2 separate regions of the Homo sapiens genome follow, and region 1 is linked to region 2. Evidence: read pairs that join two places in POLR2A ChIA-PET (ENCODE). Cell type or tissue: Caco-2. All regions are shown on one strand. Links, peaks and the distances in the headings refer to the core of each region. The heading gives the core; the rest is flanking DNA. Region 1 overlaps MYO1B (myosin IB). Region 2 has its middle 110 kb from the start of NABP1.

Region 1 (12,528 bases), core at 5,253-9,252, 190 kb before region 2:
AAATTAGTTATTTTCTTACTTAAGAAACATAATTAATTTGTAATATATATCTATGTTCCTTGGATGCTTGTAGTGTTATATTTCATGCCTTAATTAACCCTTTAATTTGAAACTTTTTAAAGGCACAAACAAAAGTGAGAAAGAAGGTCATGGGTGTTCTGGACATTTATGGCTTTGAGATTTTCGAGGTAAGATTTAAAATTTTTTTTGTATTGTCTTTAGTAGAGTGGAATGGTTGGAAATTAAATCCTGTATTATGTAGACATTATAAGTAACTGTAACTTTGAATCTACAAATAATCCTTGTGTAGATGTAACACACTATCACTTTGAATCTGCCAACAAATCTTTGTGTAGATGTAACAAAATTTGGTTGTGTATTCCTGCATGTGTGCCTGAGTGTGTGTGTGTGTGTGTGTGTGTGGTGTGCGTATGCTGAGAGCCAGCATTTTGGAGACAGTACTGCTTAAAAAGAACTCGTATTAGTACCTGACTTTTGAAATTGCGTATTTAAATTTCTAACCGTGAGGCTTCCAACAAGCTACAATGAGTATGTCTGTGGCCATTTGTGTGTTGTTAGAAAGTGTGGCAGGTTGGTGCCATAAAGAAAGCCACAGGAGGGCTGGACATAGGTTCTGGCCTTGCCAGGGCTGGTCATTTCATCTGTGAGACTCAGAGAAAGAGGATTTGGATTAGGTGATGTGTTGAGTCTCATTACTGTGATCTTATGATAATGAATTCTGCTGCAGAGGTTGAAATAATTTCTGCTGAAGCTCATGGTGAATTTTTTAAAATGATTCTATGCTTGTTACAGATTAAATATTTAAACCATTTGTGCTTGGTTAAGCAACACATATACCTAAAATTAGAATGATATAGAGAAGATGAGCATGGCCCCTGAAAAAAGTGATTTGGAAAATAAACATTATCTACTTATGTTAGAATTTCCTTTTTGCCCCCTTGCTAACTTTGACATTTAGAAGGAGTTTTAAGGATCTATTAAAACATTTATTCTCACTTTTAGGAGTGGTATTTTAGTTTGGTTCACGGAAATAAGAAGTAGATCGGGCTCCTCCTTTCTTAATTCTCCTCCACAAGTAAGATTTGTGAATTTCTTTAAGGAACCAGGCTCTGCCCAGAATGTTCCCAAAGAATTTACATGTTCTAAAAAATTAGGGTCACAGAATCTCAGAAAAAAAACATCAGATCATTCCTTTCACCTAAACCAGACCTTGCTAGCACATGCCTTTTTCTTAGTATGTTTTCCCTCAATCATATTCTATATTTAATAGCTAATGGTAAGTACTAATTGAGGGCCGACTGTATGTAAGCACTGTGGTAAGTGGTGTGTGTATGGTCTGATTTACTTTTCAAAACAGCCTCATGAAGTAGCTGTTATTATTATGAATTCCATTTTACAGATGAGAAAGTAAAGCTCCTCAGGTCAACTAACTCCCCAGGGTTATACAGCTACTTAGCGGCAGACTCAGGACCTAAACTCCAGGCCCTTTTAATATTTTCATTTATTGCTTTTCTTTCTTACTAAGATTGAGACCAGGGGCACTTCCTCACCTTTCTTCCCAAAGTAACAGGTTCCCCAGTATCTGGAAGTAAGAAAAAAATAAATGTGGTAAGTCTCTGACTCCCCTGTTTCTCCACCCTTGTCATTACTCCAAGCTCCTGGCCAGCATTGGGTGCTTCGTAGATGGAAGTGTGTGTGCTGGTGGCTTCCCCATGGGGTCCCCAGAACAGAGGTCTTCAACACAGCATCTGCTTGTATTGCTGCCCATTTAGCAGAATCTACAAAGGAAAGCTACCAATTTCTTGGTAGAAAGGGAAGAATTTGAGGTTTCTGAGTTAGGAGAAATGCTTGAGTACACACAGAAATCACTGCCGAAATTAATTTCTTTCTAGCAAGACCTCAAGTTACTATCACTAAATGGGCAGAATGCCAAAGTCATTCTTTACAGTTGGCAGGGAAAAAGACTTACTACCTAGCACATTGCTGTGCTAATCTAGATTTAAATGGTTTCATGAGCAGGGGAGATGGGTAAGCAGAGATTTCACTAGAAAGTTAGATTAAGAAGATACATTCAATGACATTTCCAAAGTCAAAGAAACTGATTTTGTTTTAATTTTGCTAGAAAAGGATTATTGATCTTAAGCCAGTGGGCAATGGCTTAATATCATATCACAACACATGGAAAGTTTAAAAAATAGGATAATGAGGTTATGATGGGATATCTAGTTAACTTTGACTTCCAGTAGGTCCTAAGATCTAATTAGCCATGGGAAAAGAAACACTTATAACACTCAAAGGAAACTGAGTTATAACTCATAAACAATTCGAGTCATTTCTCAAGTGTTTATTGAGTTACCAGATACCAGTAGTAAACATAACTGAGATATTCCTTGTCTGCATGGAGCTTAGAGTCTTAGCCCTAAGATTGAGAGTCTGTGGCTGCCAGAGGATGTATCCTATCAGGTAGGAAAGTCTAATCAGGAAACTATATTACGTTTTAAAAGTTTGTTTGCTACAGACCTAATCAGAACAGAAGTCAGATGTTCCTGTGTAAACATCCTTTAACTTGATGCTGGGTGAAATACCCTATACCCTTCAGCAATCCAAGAATATTTTTCACTTCTGGTTAATTCAAGTTTCTCTCCATACCTGTCTTGCTGAATGTGCCCTCCTTCTGCAAGTTATACCATCATTTTTCTCAACACTGTTTCAACTAGAGACTTCAGTTTATGAAAATGCCTGCGTTATATTTCCTTTTTTTTTTTTTTTTTTTTTTTTTTGTGACGGAGTCTCACTGTGTCTCCAGGCTGGAGTGCAGTGGTGCGATCTCGGCTCACTACAACCTCTGCCTCCAGGGTTCAAGTGATTTTCCTGCAGCACCACGCCCAGCTAATTTTTGTATTTTTAGTAGAGACAGGGTTTCACCATGTTGGCCAGGATGGTCTCGATCTTTTGACTTCATGATCCACCCACCTCAGCCTCCCAAAGTGCAGGGATTACAGGCATGAGCCACCGCGCCGGCCTGGCTGCCTGTGTTACATTTCTAAATATTCTTCCTTTCTTCAGAGGATTACTCTATTTCAGTGGTTCTCAAATGGCTGTGCATTGGCATCACCTGGGGAGCTTTTGCAAATTCAGATGTCTAGGCTGTACCCAGAGCAATTATGTCAGAATCTCTGGAGATGGGGCTGCAGCAGCAACCTTTTTAAAGCTCTGAGGTGATTCCAGTGTGCACTCAAGGTTGAGACCAAATGCTCTGTTAGACAGTAGTCTCTGGAGTAAACTGCAGATTCCAAACATGTGGTGTTCATGCTGCTTGGCCACTGTATGAAACACCCTTGTAAAACATTGGGCCTCACCTACTGTTCATCTGGGCATGGTGGCTCACACTTGTTATCCCAGCACTTTGGGAGGCCAACGTGCGTGGATCACGAGGTCAGGAGATCGAGATCATCCTGGCAAACATGGTGAAACCCTGTCTCTACTAAAAAATACAAAAATTAGCTGGGCGTGGTAGCTTGCGCCTGTAGTCCCAGCTACTTGGGAGGCTGAGGCAGGAAAATCGCTTGAACCTGGGAGGCGGTTTTTACTCCGTTTAAACAGAACTTTCAGCCAAGGCCAAATCCAATCAGTTATATGTCTATAGCAAATCTTATAATGGCCATCAAATTATAAAAATTTAACTTTCCTTCTACATGCAGTAAATAATTTTTCTTTTTTTCCCCCCAGTTCCTTGAGAGAATCAAGATTTGTTTTTTCATTATATTTAATTGTTACCTCCATTTTCCTTTTTAAGCCTTCTCAGATTAATCTTCAGTTTTGATTTTTAATAACTTTTTTAAATAAATTTATTTGTGGGGAGGTTAGATTAGCGATTTGGTTGGGGATTTTTAGGTACTTTTACCTGCTTTTTAATACAGAGTTACAGACGTGTTTTTCTTCTTTTAATAAATTATTCACATACATTCCCAGATGCCAGCCTATATTTTCCTGGATTCTCAGCAATGTTAGAACACATGGAGACATCAGGAAGCTCAGAGTGTTAGGAAACCAAGAAAATTAAGAACTTTAAAGTACTGCAAGTTGAAGTACAAGGGGTCAGAGTATGGAAGAAGTATTCAGATCCACATCAAGGCAAAAATGAAAATTTCTGTGATATTTTCCACCCAAGTGAAAAGAAACTGCTGGAGTATAGATAACATGTATTTTTTTATTTGTTCTGTTGTTCTTCAATTGACTGTAGGAATTAAGAGTTCTGCCTTTTAGAATACCCTGGGCATCTCTTTAAAAACTGGACACTAAAGGGCGAGACTTTTTTAAAAAAATGCGTCTAGTTGTCCCATGGCCCTGCAGTTCCCATGAAAATGCCTTTTTTAGCTGAGCTGGTGGAAACCTTTCATTCCCTGTGGTCTGTCTCTGAACGGAAGAGGGAAACTGATGCATTAAACCATGGGTTGATGACACATGGATTTGACTGCAAAACATCCCAGTACCAGCTGGAAGTGCTGCCTGGCTGGCCACATGTGATCCGATGTCAGTTTGGAAAATAGATCAGTAGAACATTGATACCAAAAATAAGGTGAAGTGAATTAAAATGCATAGAGGAAAAAAAATCTAGCTGTACATCCTGGTAGAACAGAAGACCAACTTCCCAAAGGAAGAAAATTGTAATGCAAATACTCTGATTCCACACATTTATGTTTGGACATTCTTATAACTGAAAAGATGGTCTGTGATTTCTGAGAAATATTTATAGCATATCCATAAAAGAACTGCTATTCTTTTTTTGAAAAAAGATATTAAGTTAAAAAGTAAGTTGAACAATCTACATTGATTTCAGCTCGTTTTCTACATACTTATCTGACAGGCATTAAAACTGGCAGATATTTTACTGGGAAAATCTGATTGGTCATTAGTGTTCTGTAGACCAAAGCAGGCAGTAGTAGCTGATTATTTCACCTTTCATACAGTGGAGCTAGTTTAACACAGGCAAAGTGCTAATTACTTTCAGTTATGGACTCCTTATTTATCTTGCCCTCATAAACCTCACTGAAAGTGACCCATATATGGTAAGAGTATGATAGGCTGGATGCAATGATTATTTCAAATAAAAAAATCTAATACTTGGGCAAGAGTCATTGTAGTCTGGTAGGTACACCTCATGATCATAGGATTTGTTTTCTAAATTGTTTTTAAAAGAAATTCTGGCTATAGTCAGCACCTTCTACTCTAGTTTCTTGCCTTCATTTGGTCCTTCTTATGCTAGAAAGCTTATAATTGAAGAGGAAGGAAACAATTTAAAGTAGATTTAAAAACAAAAGATGACAACTGCTATGATTTGTAAAAGATAGATAGATAGATAGATAGATAGATAGATAGATAGATAGATGGATCCAACTGTGTGAATAGCCAGCAATTCCTGAATCCCAGAGCCGGGCACTCCTCCCCATGTGTCAGTCTCATGAATCAAAGTCTTATAGTGTATATTTTATGGATATGCTGTAAATATTTCTCAGAAATCACAGACCATCTTTTCAGTTATAAGAATGTCCAAACTTGGCACGGTGGCTCACTCCTATAATCCCAGCACTTTGGGAGGCCAAGGCGGGCAGATCACAAGGTCAGGAGTTCAAGACCAGCCTGACCAACATGGTGAAACCCCGTCTCTACTAAAAATACAAAAATTATCCAGGCATAGTGGCATGCTCCTGTAGTCCCAGCTACTTGGGAGGCTGAGGCAGGAGAATCACTTGAACCCGGGAGACGGAGGTTGCAGTGAGCCGAGATTACACCACTGCACTCCAGCCTGGGCAACAGAGCGAGACTCCGTATCAAAAAAAAAAAAAAAATTCAAACTTAAATGTGTGGAATAATTGGAATATTTGGATTATAATTTTCTTCCTTTGTGAAGTTGGGCTTCTGTTCTGTGTAATAATATGTGTGTATTTCTTCCAGGTATAAAAAGTTTTTAGATGAAAGCCTATTTTAAAATGTTTAAGAAGAGCACGATAACATTGTTTTTCTTAAAATTTGCTGTATTTTAGTATATACCTGGAAGAAAAAATGTTAAGGGAAATTTTCTAAACCTTTAGCTAGTCATTCAATTTTGTAAATGTCTAAAAAGGAGACTATTTCATATTAAATGGTTTTCTCATATATTTTGAGGATTTTTTAAGTTTACATTCTAAAAAAAGCAATTCTTGTTTTGGAGCCTGTTTCTTGATGCTGTGATATTTAAAAATGGACCGTGGTTAAGTGCATTATATTTTTCTATAGGAACAGCATTATAATCAGAAGCTGTCAAAGGCTTTAACACCAAATAAATCTTTGCAAGGACCAACAGCATATTTTACAGCAATAATATAGCCCAACTTCCCTAAAATAGTGATATACACTCAAAATCCTGTAACTTTTATATAAATGCATTGACTCATTTATTATGCAGGAGACTTTACTGTATGTAAAAATGTAGAAACCCCCAAGCCAGCATGTTATATTCAAAATTTGACCTCAAATCAAAGTGCTGAACTATAAGAAACACTAATATGTAATTAACATAAGCCATGGTCTTTGTGTTTGGACTGCTCGCTGTTTCAAATACATTATATTCACCTACAGACTCCTTCCCATTTCTCTGTCCCAAATACAGAGGGACAGAGCTGCCACTTCTATTTACTGTCTTCCTTTCAATATTTATTGTTTTTAAAGAGCCTAAGAGTTTTTAAAATACCTGTCTTCCTTAAAGAGTATAAAATATCATCAGTCTCCTTTGTTGCTAAGGAGAATATACAAAGGGGCCAGTATTTTTGATACATCTTAATTTATATTGGAGAGTTTATGATTGATACTTGTGAGTATAAAGTAGTTATGAATCGACTGGGAATAAGATTTTCTGGGCTTTGTTTTTTTGTTGTTGTTTGTTTGTTTTGATGTTGAAAGGATGGACTCAAAGTCTAGAATTCTTAAAAGAAGCCCTAGCGTTTAAAATTTGATTATATTATATACTTCTAAACATAGTAAGTGCTCCCTATCCCAATCTATAGTTGGTAACTATAGTGTGAAATAGCAGAGAACAGACACCTTGCTGTTTGCCTTTGTTCTCTAAAGCAGCCTCAGCTTCATTTAGGGAGGTTATGTAATAGAAAGCCCAGAAGGTACTTGTTTGAAGATGTTTCTAAGTTTTAGTTTTATTCCTTAGTCTTCAGGGATAAATGTGGGTAAGACAGTAGAGAAAAATTGCATACTTGGAGCATGGGTGGAAAACTGGAGAGAGGAGATGAGTCATTCCTGGGGCAAGTTCCTGCCCACTTCCTCTTCTGGAGACTTTGATTCATGAGCCTGACACGTGGGAGAGGGCCTGGCTCAGGGATTGCTGGCTATTCACACAGTTCTTGACAAACCAAAAAAGTCTCCACATATAAAGTTGCTTTGGGGCCTTCCTATTCATCTGGTGGTTTCTAGTCTCAGTTTAGCTATTTTATGAAGGAGAGGGGGCCCAAGTTGAAAACCAGGTATTAATTTAATATTTGTATTAATGGAAAAATGTGTTAGACCTATACAAGTTAGAGTTCTGTGAACTGCTGCCAGGCTATTCCTTAATTTTCTGCAGATTATTGATTATTCCTTAAATTTTTGAAAGTTTTTAATCATATGTGCAGTCCCATTTTCCTCCAAATTTGAACAATGCCATCAACTTCAGCTTAGATCACAAGAGAGGTGTGTGTCTTTAGCCTTCACTTTGAGCAGTAAGGATCATCTAGGTGACCCATGACATGTTTTGGAGACTTTGGAGGTGAGTTTGCAATAGATGCTGATTTCTGTGGGGAAGTAAGTTAATTTCTACATCGGTGATTGTGCTATTCTATTTTTGTTTTGGTTTTTTTTTGGCGGGGAGGGGGCGGTGTTTTTTTAGCAGTAGAGTAAGTTCAGACAGTCAAGTTTTTGTTATTAGGGCATCTCCAGGAGAATACTCTCTCCTTATTGGTTTTTGAAAAGGAGCCTTAGCACGGTACTACACAGGGATGTGTCCCTGGGGTGGGAAAGGGGAGTTACTTTTGGATTATGATGGATCTCTTCACTTTTTGGTGATCTGCCAACCACCACTGCCCTGACTGTTTGGGTGGATGTGGACCTTGGATACATGTCATGCATGTTTTCTTTTTTTCTTTTTTCTTTTTCTTTGAGCAACATGGCTGTTTATTTCACCTGGGTACAGGCAGGCTGAGTCTGAAAAGAGAGTCAGCAAAGGGTGGTGGGATTATCATTAGTTCTTATAGGTTTTGGGATAGGTGGTGGAGTTAAGAGCAATGTTTTGGGGGCAGGGGGCAGATCTCACAAAGAACCTTCTTAAGGGTGGGGGAGATAACAAAGTACATTGATCAGTTAGGTTGGGGCAGAAATAAATCACAATGGTGGAATGTCATCAGTTAAGGCTATTTTCACTTTTTTTGTGGATCTTCAGTTGCTTCAGGCCATCTGGATATATACGTGCTGGTCACTGGGGATACGATGGCTTAGCTTGGGCTCAGAGGCTTGACATTCCTGTCTTCTTATATTGATAAGAAAAATAAAATAGTGGTAAAGCGTTGGGACGGCGAAAATTTTGGGGGGTGGTATGGAGAGAGAATGAGCAATGTTTTTCAGGGCTGCTTCAAGCGGGATTGGGGCAGTGTGGGAACCTACAGTGGGAGAGATTCAACTGAAGAAAGATTTTGGGATAAGGGGTGATATTGTGGGGTTGTTAGAAGGAGCATTTGTCATATAGAATTACTGGTGATAGCCTGGATGGCATGTTTTCTTTTTCCTGATAATTTATAATTAGAAGCATTGGATTTTGAAGCTTTAAAGCTTCAGGCAAGTTATATGATGTATCATTATTTCAGTCAAACTGTTTTTATCCTGAAGAACCCTCCCCTAGCAAACCACAGTTCAGACACCACAGGAAGGTATTGTGGTCCTGTCTTTTGAATTGACTGGATATGGGTCTTGATCCAAAGTTTTACACTGATCAAAAATACAGCCTGAATGGTAAAAGCCATCATTTGTAACCATGAATAACTATCAATACATGCTCACTTTTAGAAGTTTATTGCTAATTAAGAACTGACTGCATTTTGTGTAATTTGTCCCTTTTTGCACCAGAATGCAGTAAGTATGACCTGTTTGCAGTGCTGGTCTGTTGCATGCTCTTGTGTTAATAGCTTCTCTAGCTGTGTGAGTTTTGCAGTAAGTGGTTGTTGAATAACCATGTGGATATAAAATACAGAATCCATACAGGAATTTTTAAAGGTTATGGGCAAATTTAATTTAGTTGTAACTTAATCCTTAAATTGTTTTGTAATTGTGAAGCTTTGCCTCTGGTTTCTAATCTGCTTGTGTGTATTTCATGGTCCTGTTTTAGAAGTGTACTTTGAGCTGTTCATAGCTACACAATGTGTCTGAGGACACTAGTGCTTTCCTTTCCTTCTCATTATTTGCTGTTTGATGATTTAGCATAATAGGGTTGAAATAGCTCCATGGGCACAGACTTGCCAGATAACACATTTGTTCCATGAGACTGTTGTCTAAAAAAAAAGTCAAAGATCTGCTCTTATAAGTTATTAATGTTTTACTTTTACTTATAGGTTTTATTTATAGTTGCATCATATAGGGACATACTTTAGCAAAGCAATTGAGACTTTCTGATATATGGAATGCCTTTATGCTGAGTATAATAATAATAAGGCATCTATACTAGACCAACTTCAGTTTCTAATTGAAATTGTTAGCTCTGCGAATTTGAGCACAGGGTTTTAAAAAATTTGTGTGAAAATGAGGACTGAGGAGTGCCCTTTGTATCTGACTATATTTGTCAAAATTATTGAAAATAAATGTTTGCCTTTTAGTAAGACTCTTCAAGACATAAAACAAACAAACTTTTATCCTTAACTAAGTTTAGCATTAACAAGATAAGTCACTGACAATATATTCACATGTGTTATTTATGAGTTTGAGTTTAAAATTTCCTCTGATCACTGCATCACTGGTGATTAGAAATTCCTAGCTGACTTCCAGGAAAGAATGTAGTTAGATGCTGCAGCATAAGTATCATTTTTAAGTTTTCCTAAGTAAGACCAAAGTTGATTTTTAAAGATCAACTTTCAGAAGACTCTGTGACTTTTTCACTTCTATCATGTATGGAGGGATTTGAAGGCCAGTGGCTCTGCCTGTTCACAAGGAGCAGTGAGCTTTGGCTGCACCATTACATGTGGGCTCTCCTTCCTCATTAGACCAGGACTGGCCACCATTGTGGGAGAAGAGTCCAGTTTACCAGTGGTGGAGTCATACTATCCCTCGCTCCCACTGCCACCATCTTTGGGCGATAAAGAAAAATAGAGGTGAAAACAAGTTTTAGTGTCAGATCTACTTCTTCCTGGACGATGTGGTTCTTGATAAATTTATTCATTTGGTGCTCTCAGGATGTACAGCAATACATTAAGCCCTGCAGATTGTTCAGAAATGATTTAGGCATAAAGCTTCTGTCAACAAATTCATAAGAGATTAATATGAAGGAGAGGCTGCTGAGACTTCTAAGAGTGATCAAGGGTATGGGCCTTCTACAGAGAGAGAGATTGTTTCTTGTCAGGGAGATGCTTTAATCTTTGGGTCTCCATTTGGTAGGAACTTCATTTGTTCATACAGTCAGCCAATACATATTGAGAACTTGCTAGGTGTGAGGTGCTGTGTAAGGGGTAGGAATACAGTGAACAAGAGAGCATGGTCAGCCCTCACCCATAAGAATGTACAGTCTAGTGAGGCAGATGTATATGAAACTAATCTGTACATGTGTATACTTACACATACACACATGTTCGTATAACATGATTTACAAAAAGGGTTAGGATGCAAGAGTCAGAGTGAGGGATCTGTCCCTGGATGGGGACAATAAGGGGTCAGTTCAGGGGGACTTCCTTGAGCTCTGAAGTTTCACCTGAGAATGGGAGATTCAGAACTTGGTGACAGAGATTGTGGAGCTCACTGTGTCTTTGCTGATCCTTCAGCAAAGGAAGTGAGATTGTTTCTAGCTTTTCTGTTTGGGGTGCTTCTCTGTCAACTAAAAGTCTTCATCCTTCAAATATTGCATCATTTGTGTATACTTCATTCATTCACTTACTCATGACCCACTCCTCGAGTGCCTGCAATGGGCAAGCGTCTGTCCTAGGAGCCGTGTGCTGGGCCACAGTTAAATCTGAGAGATCATGTGTGGCATTTCTCATGGATTGAGATGTCTGAGTGTCATTGTTTTGAGAGAGCTAGTGGCATGGTTTATAAAGCTGTTTTTCATTTTCTCCATACAGGACAACAGCTTTGAGCAGTTCATTATTAATTATTGTAACGAAAAGCTGCAACAAATCTTCATTGAACTTACTCTTAAAGAAGAGCAGGAGGAGTATATACGGGAGGTAATGTTGAAATGCTATTTTTAAAAGTGTTGGTCCTTTTTTACTCGTAATATAAATTCTAATTCAGAAGATAGCCTAAACAAGAAGCCATATTCAAAAGGCTACATACTGTATGATTCCATCTGTCATTCTAGAAGAGGCAAAGCTATAGAGACTGATTACCTATAAGAAGCTATAGAGTCAGGGATTGCCAGGAGATAGGAGTTGTGAGAGGGTTGTGGCTGCAAAGAGAATTTTGGGGACTGATAATGGTGGTGGTTGCTTGACATTATACATTTGCCAAAACTTAGAGAACTGTATACCAAAAAAGTCAGCATCACTGTAAGTAGATTTGAAAATATTTTGAGACTTTGTTCAATATCAAAAAGTATTGAGTATTCAAATTTATAGTAAAAATAGGTAACAGTTACTGAGTCCTTACTACATAGCAGGTATTATATTAAGTGCTATGTATAGATTATCTCATTTAATATAATCTTAAAATAACCAGAAGTAGTGTTTGCAGAGTCTTTTCATCATTAATTTAAAAATATATATTTGCTTTTCACCCTTTTATTTTTTAAAATAGCCAGTCTTTTTTCAAGTGTAAAATTAGTTATTTCAAAAAATAAAAAGGAATTGTTATGTTTATATTTTTATTTCCTTTTTTGTTTATTTGCCTTAATATTTTAGTAATGATATTACCTGTTTTCCTTTATTTTCTTAGTATCATTTTAAGCCATTAAGGACACTGAATTCTCTTTTATCTTTCTTTCCATATAGATTTTTCTAATGTGATTGTTATCCCCAGTGGCTTAGTAAAACAACCCATTTACTCAAAAGCTAAATCATAAATATTTCATCTTTATTTTAGAGTACTCATTATGCTTCAGAAATGTTTTATACTTGTCTGGCACCTTTTAGTAACATAAATATTCTAAAAGCACGATTCATTCTTTTCCTGTCTTCTCATCATGAAGAGAATGCCCAAACTTTGATGGGTAACTTAAAACAGTTTATACAGATTGTTTAAAACACTTCTAAGAATATATAGGAAGATTGCTAGCTTGCTGTAATGAATAGAAGA
Region 2 (9,686 bases), core at 4,213-8,212:
CCCGGAGCGGGCCTCGGTACCATCCCTGTAGCTAGAGACTAAGTGGGGAATGGCATCCCCTCCCTAGCTGTGGCTCTAATCCAAGTGTAGTGATGCCTTAGAAACTGCTGCCTGAAAACAAAGAAAAAGAAGAAAACAATAACCATAATGAAATAAAAGCCTTAAAGTGAAAGAAAAACAAAATGTCATGATTTGTGCATTTTTCTGCAAAACCGATTTGTTCTGTGGTGGAAGATAGAGTCTGCATTTGATTTCTACAAGATATGCAGTAATGGGTTATGTACTCCAGGGAAAAACTATTCTTAAGGGAGTGAGAACGTGATGGATTCACTTCCTTGGTGAGGTTTACAATATGTGGCAGTTTTAGTGCGAGCAGGTATTTGGTCTATAAACTTGGAGAGCCAGGCATTAGTGGGAGCTCGTTTCTAAATGAAGAAGAATGCAGCTCTCCCTCTCACTCTGGTTATTAGTCCTTCTGGGGATAAACAGGAAGATTAAGTGTTTTCTTGATGTTGTGTTTGCCTGTCACAGTAATGTGCACACACCCCATTGGCAGCACCTTTACGTGGCGCCGCAGACTTGCTATTTTTGTTGGAAGGAGTTGTTCATTGAGAGGCCTGGGTCTCATTCCGTGCTGAATGGCGTTGGGGTTATTTCCACTCTTTGTTCAAATGCTGCCTCTCGATTAGATGCTCTACGATTAGCTGCTTTGCAATTAGAAACTGGATCTGTGAACATCCAGTTTCTTGGTCCCCGGAGGACATTTCATGTCCTCACTCCTCAAAGCCTGCTGTTCTGCTTGTTGCAGTTTAAATGGTGCTAAAGAGAGGCCAACCTGCCAGCCAGCTGGCTTCCCGGAGGACCTTGGAGGCTGCCCGCGCTGGGGCTGCTGGAGAACTGCTCGGCTGGGCACGTGTGGGGAACTTGAATTGTCATCTCTGTGAGAAGTGACTTCATTCTAGGGGGCTTATTTGTGTTAACTAATCTCTTAAAACACTGGCTGGCTGATAAATTAAAATGCCAATTTATTTATTTACTATTAGAAATATACTTGCTAAGCAATATATCTGTGTCAGCCATTCAGTTTGTTCTCTTCACACAAATAAAGCCTATTTGGGGCCGGGCAGGGTGGCTCACACCTGTAATCCCAGCACTTTGGGAGGCCGAGGTGGGTGGATCAGGGGTTCGAGACCAGCTTGGCCAACACGGCGAAACCCTGTATCTACTAAACATACAAAAAACAAAACAAAACAAAAAAACTAGCTGGGCGTGGTGCCAGGTGCCTGTAGTCCCAGCTACTCCGGAGGGTGAGGTGGGAGGATGGCTTGAGCCCGGGAGGCGGAGGTTGTAGTGAGCTGAGATTGTGCCACTGCACTCCAGCCTGTGCAACACAGCGAGACTCCATCTCAAAAAAAAAAAAAAATCTATTTGGGAAACCAAATTATAGATCATATATTTTGTAGTGAGGGAAAAAGAGACTCCTGTACACTGCTCATTGGAATATAAATTGAGACAAGTTTTCTGGGCGGCAATGTTTTATTATTATGTGGAGCCTTTCCATTGGACAAGCATAATGGATTCCTCATTTGTGTCTCCTATCATTACTTAAAAATGTATTTGGTGGTGGAAGCTTCCCCTACTCACTGGCTGAGAACTTGGATGCCCCTCTGTTCTGCTTGCTCTTGGGGAGTAGATTGGCCTATGTTCTAAGCCACAAATGCTGGCTTGATTCAGAAATTAAGAGTATACAATCCAAGCTATTAATCAAACTTCAGTCTTTTTTTTCACAGGTAAGACGTTTCCTTTCCTTGTCCCACCTGAGGTCTGTGTTCAACGGGGCACCTGTTCTTTGCACCGTGGTTTTGGTCACCTTCTCTCACTCCTTTCTTTCCCTCTTTCTCCTTGTTAATTGCATCTTCTGGCCTCTCAGAGGATGGGACACAGCAAAGGAAGAAGTCACTAAGCCTGTGGTGGGAGATACCATGCTCCCCTCTCTCTGGTGATGGGCAGGCTGTCACAGCATGGCTTAGCTGAAGACATCACCTCCCAAATCCACTTCTTCCACACTCAGCACTTGTTTAGTCTTTGCCTGAGTGATCTAAAGTAGAAAGCCTAGCTTTTTTGTCTATCTTTTGAACATTTTGTTCAGGCACCTAACTTCGGTGTGGAACATCTATTGCATGTATTTTACTTTGTGTGTGTCTGTCATGTATTTCCTCAGCCTAAATTCCTAGAACTGGAGTTGTTATGCTCATGAGTGTTAGTAAACCTAGCAGTTAAGAGTGTGGGTTCTGGAGACTATTGTTTCCAAGTGGCAGGGTCAAACTTTAGTTTTAACATCCTAAAATGTTGTATATGCATTGAAAACTTTAAAGGTTTTCATAACAACAGCAAATACTTATTTGGAACTTCTACTAAGTTTAATTTTTCAACAATCCTATGAATTATGTGTTATCATAATCTCCATTTTGCAGATAAACCAAGGCAAAGAAAGACTCAACAACTTGCCTAGAGTCACACCAATAGAAAGGAATAAATCTAGGATTCCATCCAAACTGTCTGCCTCCCATTCTAGGAAATCAGTCTGAGGAAATAGTAAGATACACTAAATAATATAGCTGGATTTTAATTGCAATATTTCTGATAACTTGAAAAAACTGGGTACAACTTACATATTTGATAGTAAGAGATTGATTAAATAAACAGTGGTATCTTAATATGCTTGAATCCAAAGACTTTAAACACGTATTTTAGAGGAATAGTCACATACGAACAATGCATAACTAATGTAATTGCTCTGTCACTCAGGCTGGAGTGCAGTGGCACGATCTCAGCTCACTACAACCTCTGTCTCCCAGATTCAAGCGATTCTCCTGCCTCAGCCTCTCAAGTAGCTGGGATTACAGGCATGCACCACCATCCCTGGCTAATTTTTGTACTTTTAGTAGAGATGGGGTTTCGCCATGTTGGCCAGGCTGGTCTTGAACTCCCGAACTCAAGTGATCCGCCCATCTCGGTCTCCCAAAGTGCTGGGATTACAGGCGTGAGCCACAGCGCTCCACCAACATATATTAATTTTATTAAAAAACTGTTAGAAATACAATATAAAGAAGTCAAAATGGGAAACTGGTTTGCAAGAGAAGATTGAGTTAGAATTGAATTTGAAGTGAAAAAAATCTTTTTAAGAAGGTGATTGGTGAAATGGAGTCAGAACAAAAAGTTGAATAACCTTAAGGATGGTCCATTTGAGCAGTTAAATCCCTGAAAACACTATTCCATTAGAGGGTGACATTAGCCTGCTATCTTCTTGACACAATATATGACCTAGAAAGATTTGGGGAAGAGATACAATTTTGAAATTTCTTTTTGTTACATAAAGGCTACATTTTCCATCTAAAATGCTCTAGTTTCTTCTAGAGAATGCTGATATATAAAGGGGAGGAAGATAAAAAATTTGAAATAGAAGTTTAGCAAGAAAAGAAGATAAGTTTGGGAAGACTTGTAGATAGAGCATGAATAGAGTGCAGTTTGATGTGGTGTGGTTGATCGCAAAGGAATCCCAATGTTGTCTGCAGTGTGGCTTAGTGTACCCTGTAGTCATAAAGTTCATATCCATTGAAAACATCAGGACTAAAATAGGTGTTTCATGTTAAGACCTGGACTTGGCTCTTCCCAGCCAAAAGCAGGTGGTCTTTGTACCATTCATCGCTTGCCATTTGCAAAACTTTGTAAGGTACATTTGGGGATAGTGGGGGTGGGAGGCAGGTGGCGGTATATGCAACATTTATCAAACCTCCAGAGTATTAAGAGGAAAGGTGGTTTCAGAAAAAGAAATCCTTTACATTTCTTCCCCATTTTGACAAAATCCAAACTAAAGCTTCAGTTATGTAGACCCTCTCAGATCTGATATCTTTTCAGGATATAAATAGTACATGTAAGAAAGGAAGTAGGGTAATTATTATAAAATTAGAGAAATATATTTAGTCAGTCAAAATCCTGAGCTGCTTTGCCATTTAAAATTGTGTGTAAAGTTTAGAACTCTCGTTGATCGGACTGTATCATAAAACTGAAAGTGTGGAGAACAAAGACCTCAGAATTCTTGCTCGGCTTTAGAGGATCATGTTCAGGGAGAGGACTCTAATTGAAATGAGGAGTAGATACCAATGGATATTTTACTGTCTATAATGTCAATTGTACAGTTTTGAACTCCATTGTGGGGAATGTCAATGGTCCCTCACTCGTCCAGGGTAACCAAGAGATGAAGAGTTGAGGGGAAGCACTGTGGTGCGGCTTATTGTGGCTGTTTAGTGGTGGTATTTCCTGGAAGGCAAGTTAATGGTGAAATGGAAGGCCCTTTCCTTTTATGTCCCTTTTGGTCTGATATTTTCCATTGTTGACTGCAGGTTGAAATAGCTCAAAATAAAAACCAGAAAATAAAAGCTGCAAGTAAAAACTTCATTTTGCCTATGCCAAATAAAATAGAAAAACTGGACTTCTGGCTTTTCAACATCGATTGCTGTGGGTACTATGGAAGATTCTTCGAATCAGGCACTTCTGGAGAAATTCATGATATGTAATCAAGAAATAACCATAGCCTAGAAGCTGATTTTTTAAGGCGAGCTTCCGTGTTCGTGTTTTCTTCTCCCCTCCTGTTTTGGAGGATTAGATGTAAATGCTCCTTTGTAAAGTTACCCCATCACCTGTTCTCTTTAGCCCATCCTCATGTTTCCCACTGACTTTTATCTCTGGCTTCTCTTTGTCCATGGGAGCTTTTTTCTCTGCCCATAAACATACTCAAATCTACTTTTTTCTTTAAAAGCAACCATCCATCCAGCCCAGAAAACCTTCCCTCAATCTCCAACTCTTTTACTGCCTCTCCTTATCTTGCTTGAAGTCTAAATTCACAGAAGTCTAGTCTGACTTTTTTTCCTATGGCTTCACCTTTCACTCTCTCCCAAGTCATTTCCAAACCAGCTTGCATAGTCACCTCTCTACTAAAGGTAAAAAATGACCTCAGATATCCCATTTACATTCTTTCTGAGTTCTGAGGCATTGACATGTGAATCTCTTCCTCTTTCTTGGAATTCTCATTCCTGGGTTTTGCTTTTTCTTAGTCCTTCTTGCTGGCCCAATCTTCTTTGGACTGTCCTTGGAATCTGGTGTTTTCCAGGTTCTGCCCTCTCTCTCTTCTCTGGCTTTCAGATAATAGCGTGGCATTTATTCATTTCTGGTACTATGCTAAAACCAGAGACACAAGGATGACTAAACATCACCACCTATTAGGAATCTTTGGACACATTAACATTCCAGAGCCTCAATTTTCTCATATAAAAATGGGTCATAAATACTTCAGGTCCAGACCTACATTTGCAATTCCTCATGGTGCAGCCCTGGTTACGAGCCTAACGTGACCAAAAACAAATGCTCAATATCCCCCTTGCACAATCTTTTCCTCTCTCAATAATTCCTCCCATGGCTAATGGCAGTAACATTTCTCTAGTCTAGACACAAGCTAGAAACCTGGGAATCATCCTTTGTTTCCCTTTCCCTCAACCTCTACATCCAATAAATCTCCAAGCCTACCACTTGTCTATCAGAAATATTGCTTTAAAACCTGCCACTTCATTGCCCCACCCAGACCTCATCATTTCTCCCCTGGCCAATACTACCGTAGCCTTTGTTCTCCTTTCCTTCTTCTAGGTTCTACACCGACTCCAAAATTCATTCTCCACAATGCTGCCAGAGTGACTGTTTAAAAGTAATACTTTGATCACATCTTATCTGCTCTAAAAGACTTCAGTGGTTCCTGCTGTCTATAGGATAAAGTTCAAGCATTTGTAAAACACTTCCTGTTTTGTCCACAACCTCCTTGTATGGTCTCACACTGAGTCCTCCTTCCTTTACCCAGTCACCTCTTATTTTAGCCACAAGGGTTACTGCACTTTCGCCAAGAGGAGTGAGGTCCCTGTGCTACGGTTTATGTTGTTCCTTCTGTTTGCAGCACTTTTCTCCTATTCCCCCACATGGGGACATCCTCCTGGATTTCAAAACATGTTCCAAAGTCCTCTTCTTCCCCGAGGCCTTCTTTGAGCCTTCTCTGGAGGAATAAGTCCTTCTCTATTCTTTCTGTGCTCACACAACTTTGCTTCCCTGTTCTCTTTGCCACCTTATCAGATCGCATTCATAGATGTGAGGGTTATCTTATCTGCTTATTGAGCAAGGACTGCACCTCAGGCTTTTGACCATCCCAGGAGCTTATCATGGTTCCATGGCCAGAACTCAACAAATATGTGTAGCAAGAAGCGAGTAATAAAAAAAAAAAAAAAAAGAAGAGTGCAGAATGCCAGCAGGTCCAGGGTTATATGGCAAAGCCAGCCTTGTGTTGGTCTGAACACTAAAGCAATGTTTCTTTTTGTTACCAGCAGATCCCAGAATATTCACCACTTCAATCCTATATCCTGTGACCCTCAACCTAGAGTCAAAGGAGCAAAGCCATGAAGAGAACCATTTTGTCCACATGGGGGCAGCACAGGCACTTCCACAATCGTATCCGAGGTCCCCAGGTTTCTCACCTCAAGGGTCCATTTATAGCCAGACCCAACTTTTCCTTGCCTGAGGTCCAAACTCAAGAGGCTTCACGTCTCCTCCGCCACCTTCTTCTGGGCTATAGAAGGCATTAATTTTAAGGTGATTTTAAAAAACCATTTATGGAGGTTCATCATAAATTGCTTGCCCCCAGGCGCTGGAGTAAGTTTCAATCATTCACCGTGTTCCTGAATAATGAAGAAGCTTCTCCACCGAAACAACGCTATCATACACCCAGACGGGCAACGCCTTTTTCTGTGGGTCCCTAGAAGTGTTTGTTGAGCTCTAAGGGGAGTCAGATCCAGATCTCATGCTCCCTGGAGTTTATGCTGGTTGGAGTGGGTGATTACTCCCAGGCCCAGGGGTAGCACCAGCATACCTAGCATCCACAGTCATATTAACTTTTCCACAAGGATTTTCTTTCTACTGCATTCCTACTTTTAAGAGCAGGCAGCCACAGCTGTGACAGTTTGCCATTCCTCTCCACTTGTTTCCAATAATGCCTCTTTAGTTACTTTGTGAAAAGATTCTCGACTGAGATTTTTCTTGCTTTCTATCTTCTAAAGTGTTTATTACTAGAAGATTCAACTTTCAGATTCTCTGAAGAAAATTCTTTCCTAGGAAAGGTAAGAGGTAGAAGAGGTAGCTAAAATTAGTTTCTTTTTTGGCTCTGCAAAAGCAATTGCAGCAATGGCAATAGTTGGCTGCAATAACTTAACAAATGGCTTCAGAAATGAGCTCTTCACTGGAATTTGAAAGAGCTCTCAGTGAATCCTGTTTTATAATTACTGCCTGATTCTAATGGGACACTCTAAAGCTTGAGTGTCTCCCAGTTTCATTCCTCAGGTGAGCCCTCTGGTTAACTTTGTCCAATTTGACACATCGGCACTGAACTCTCACCCGCAGTTTATGGGCTGATGACTGTTTAATTACACCTGCCAGCCTTCAGCAATCTCAATGATTAAGAATTGCAATACTGTGTCCTATTAATCTGCCTGGATTCCTTTCCATCTAAGGAAGTCAAAGAGTTTTTTGTTAATTTTTGATATACTTAGTGGAACTTGATAGAGAGCGTCAGAAGAAAATAGAGTTAAGAGGATGGTAATTGACCTCGCCAGGATCATTCTAAGTCAGCAGCAATTGGGGTAAGAATTTGGAGATTTGGGCAGCCTTTTTTGTTTAGTTAAAATTAGCTTTGGCCATAAAATCTAAAGCACACTATCATTATACAGGTTCGACTTGTCTTTGCTGTGTGTCTGCATATATTCATGAAATACTTCACCTCCACAGTTAGCACTTTCCATCTCTAAAATGCGGAGAGCAGGTCGGGCACGGTGGCTCATTCCTGTAATCCCAGCACTTTGGGAGGCCAAAGCAGGCGGATCACCTGAGGTGAGGAGTTCAAGACCAGCCTGGCCAACATGGTGAAACCCCGTCTCTACTAAAATACAAAAATTAGCCAAGTGTGTTTCTCGCTCCTGTAGTCCCAGATACTCAGGAGGCTGAGGAAGGAGAATTGCTTGAACCCTGGAGGTAGTGGAGGTTGCAGTGAGCCGAGATTGCAGCCACTGCACTCCAGCCTGGGCGATAAAGCGAGACTCCATCTCAAAAAAGAAAAAAAAGTGCAGAGAGCACAGGAGAGCTGGACCAAAGTTTGCCTACAAATTTCCAGTAAATCTTGGAGATCTTCATCTTTTCCAAACAACAGGACCCACCAAGATTACAGAAGAGTCTGTGGCTAAGGAATTTAGAAATAGAATGTTATAATTTATACTTTTCCTAAGAAAGTCTTTGTTGTAAATAAGGTTGCATACTCCATTGACATGGAAAGAAAAGGGGAAGGAATGAGGAATGTCAGTGATCCAGAGTCTAATTAATGTTGCCACCAATTTTTGCATAATTAACAGTACATTTCTATTCTTTAATAAAATTGATAAGATTCTACCAAGTTCATTGTTTCTGAAAAGTTGGGAAATGGGAGGTGGCCCTGGGGGTAGGGAGGAGAAAGGTGATTATGCAAGTACATGCCTCCCCCAGATTGATCAGGTAACATGCACCTGCTAATGGGGATAAATATTAGGAGATGAGGAAATGGATACAAGTAAATGCTTTCTCCAAAAACAAAGAAACCAAACTAGTGACCATAGGCAGAACTTGCTTCTAATGTTTGCACTCTGATACTGAAAGGTAACTGGACCTATGCATAAAATGTGACACCAATCTGATCATCTAGGTAGCCTGAAGATAGTATGTATTTTGGGGAGACTATTCTATTTCTAGTGCCCTGGAGGATTTCCCAAATTGTTCAGCTAAATGTAGGTTTAATTACCTCTTTACCATCACCACTCCATTACTGCCTCTGAATGATGACTTTGTGCATTTTTCACTTAAGGGTAATGAACTGCTCTCTTAATATGGTTCCATCATTCAACTTTGTTCTAGGGAGTTTCTTTATAGACAATTTTTATTTTAATCAGAAGTGAATGGGACTATTGCCTTTAAAGTGGACCATCTGTGGGTTTACCAGGAAATTTATTAACTTTGATCTTTATTCAATTTAACTTTCTGCCAGAGCTTCCAGTAAAGTTCTTTCAAGCCTGCAGAAAGCAGAGCTCAGAGCTCAGAAAGTGGGCTCTGTGGGAGGGGGAGAGGGGAGGATAAGAGAAGGGAGTGTATGGATACAGACTGCAATCCCAGTTTCAGCTGAGGTGGCAGTGGGGAGCTGGGAACATTATTCTGGAAGATCCTGGAGCAAGTCCTCAACTTGACTCCAGTTCGAGACTCCTCTGGGCTAGCAAGGTAATATATATGTATTTTTTTAAGAGATGGGCTCTTGCTCTGTTGCCCAGGCTGGAGTGCAGTGGAGCCCTCACAGCCCACCGCAGCCTTGAATTCTTGGGCTCAATTGATCCTCCCGCTTCAGCCTCCTGAGAAGCTGGGACTACATGTGTGTACAACCATGCCCAGCTAATTTATTTTTATTTTTGTTTTTGTTTTTTTGTAGAGATGGGGGTCTCATTCTGTTGACCAGACTGGTCTTGAACTCTTGGCTTCAAGTGAACCTCCCACCTCAGCCTCCCAAAGTGCTGGGATTACAAGCG

What was found. ChIA-PET counts read pairs that join two places held together with the same protein. Peaks named below come from ENCODE experiments on the same cell type or tissue, not always from the same donor. Only the 100,000 strongest peaks of a DNase experiment are listed, where the experiment ranks them.
Region 1: POLR2A ChIA-PET joins it to region 2 with 6 read pairs; 2 of 35 experiments call an interaction of 5 or more read pairs at or near these places.

Annotation. Positions count from the first base shown.
Region 1 is chr2:191,370,105-191,382,632 of GRCh38, forward strand. It overlaps MYO1B (myosin IB), which reads left to right. Exons shown (of 31, transcript NM_001130158.3): 13 at 123-188; 14 at 11,358-11,462. It also overlaps the pseudogene RNU6-1045P. Among named protein-coding and RNA genes, the nearest start is that of MYO1B-AS1, 130 kb to the left of the region's middle. RefSeq lists an enhancer at 7,179-7,473. In Caco-2, for the core only: no CTCF peak of the experiment used is centred there; a DNase peak (open chromatin) is centred at 7,357.
Region 2 is chr2:191,559,932-191,569,617 of GRCh38, forward strand. No RefSeq gene overlaps it. Among named protein-coding and RNA genes, the nearest start is that of NABP1, 110 kb to the right of the region's middle. RefSeq lists an enhancer at 4,073-5,272. In Caco-2, for the core only: a CTCF peak has its summit at 6,519 (motif pointing right); DNase peaks (open chromatin) are centred at 5,395, 6,060 and 6,530.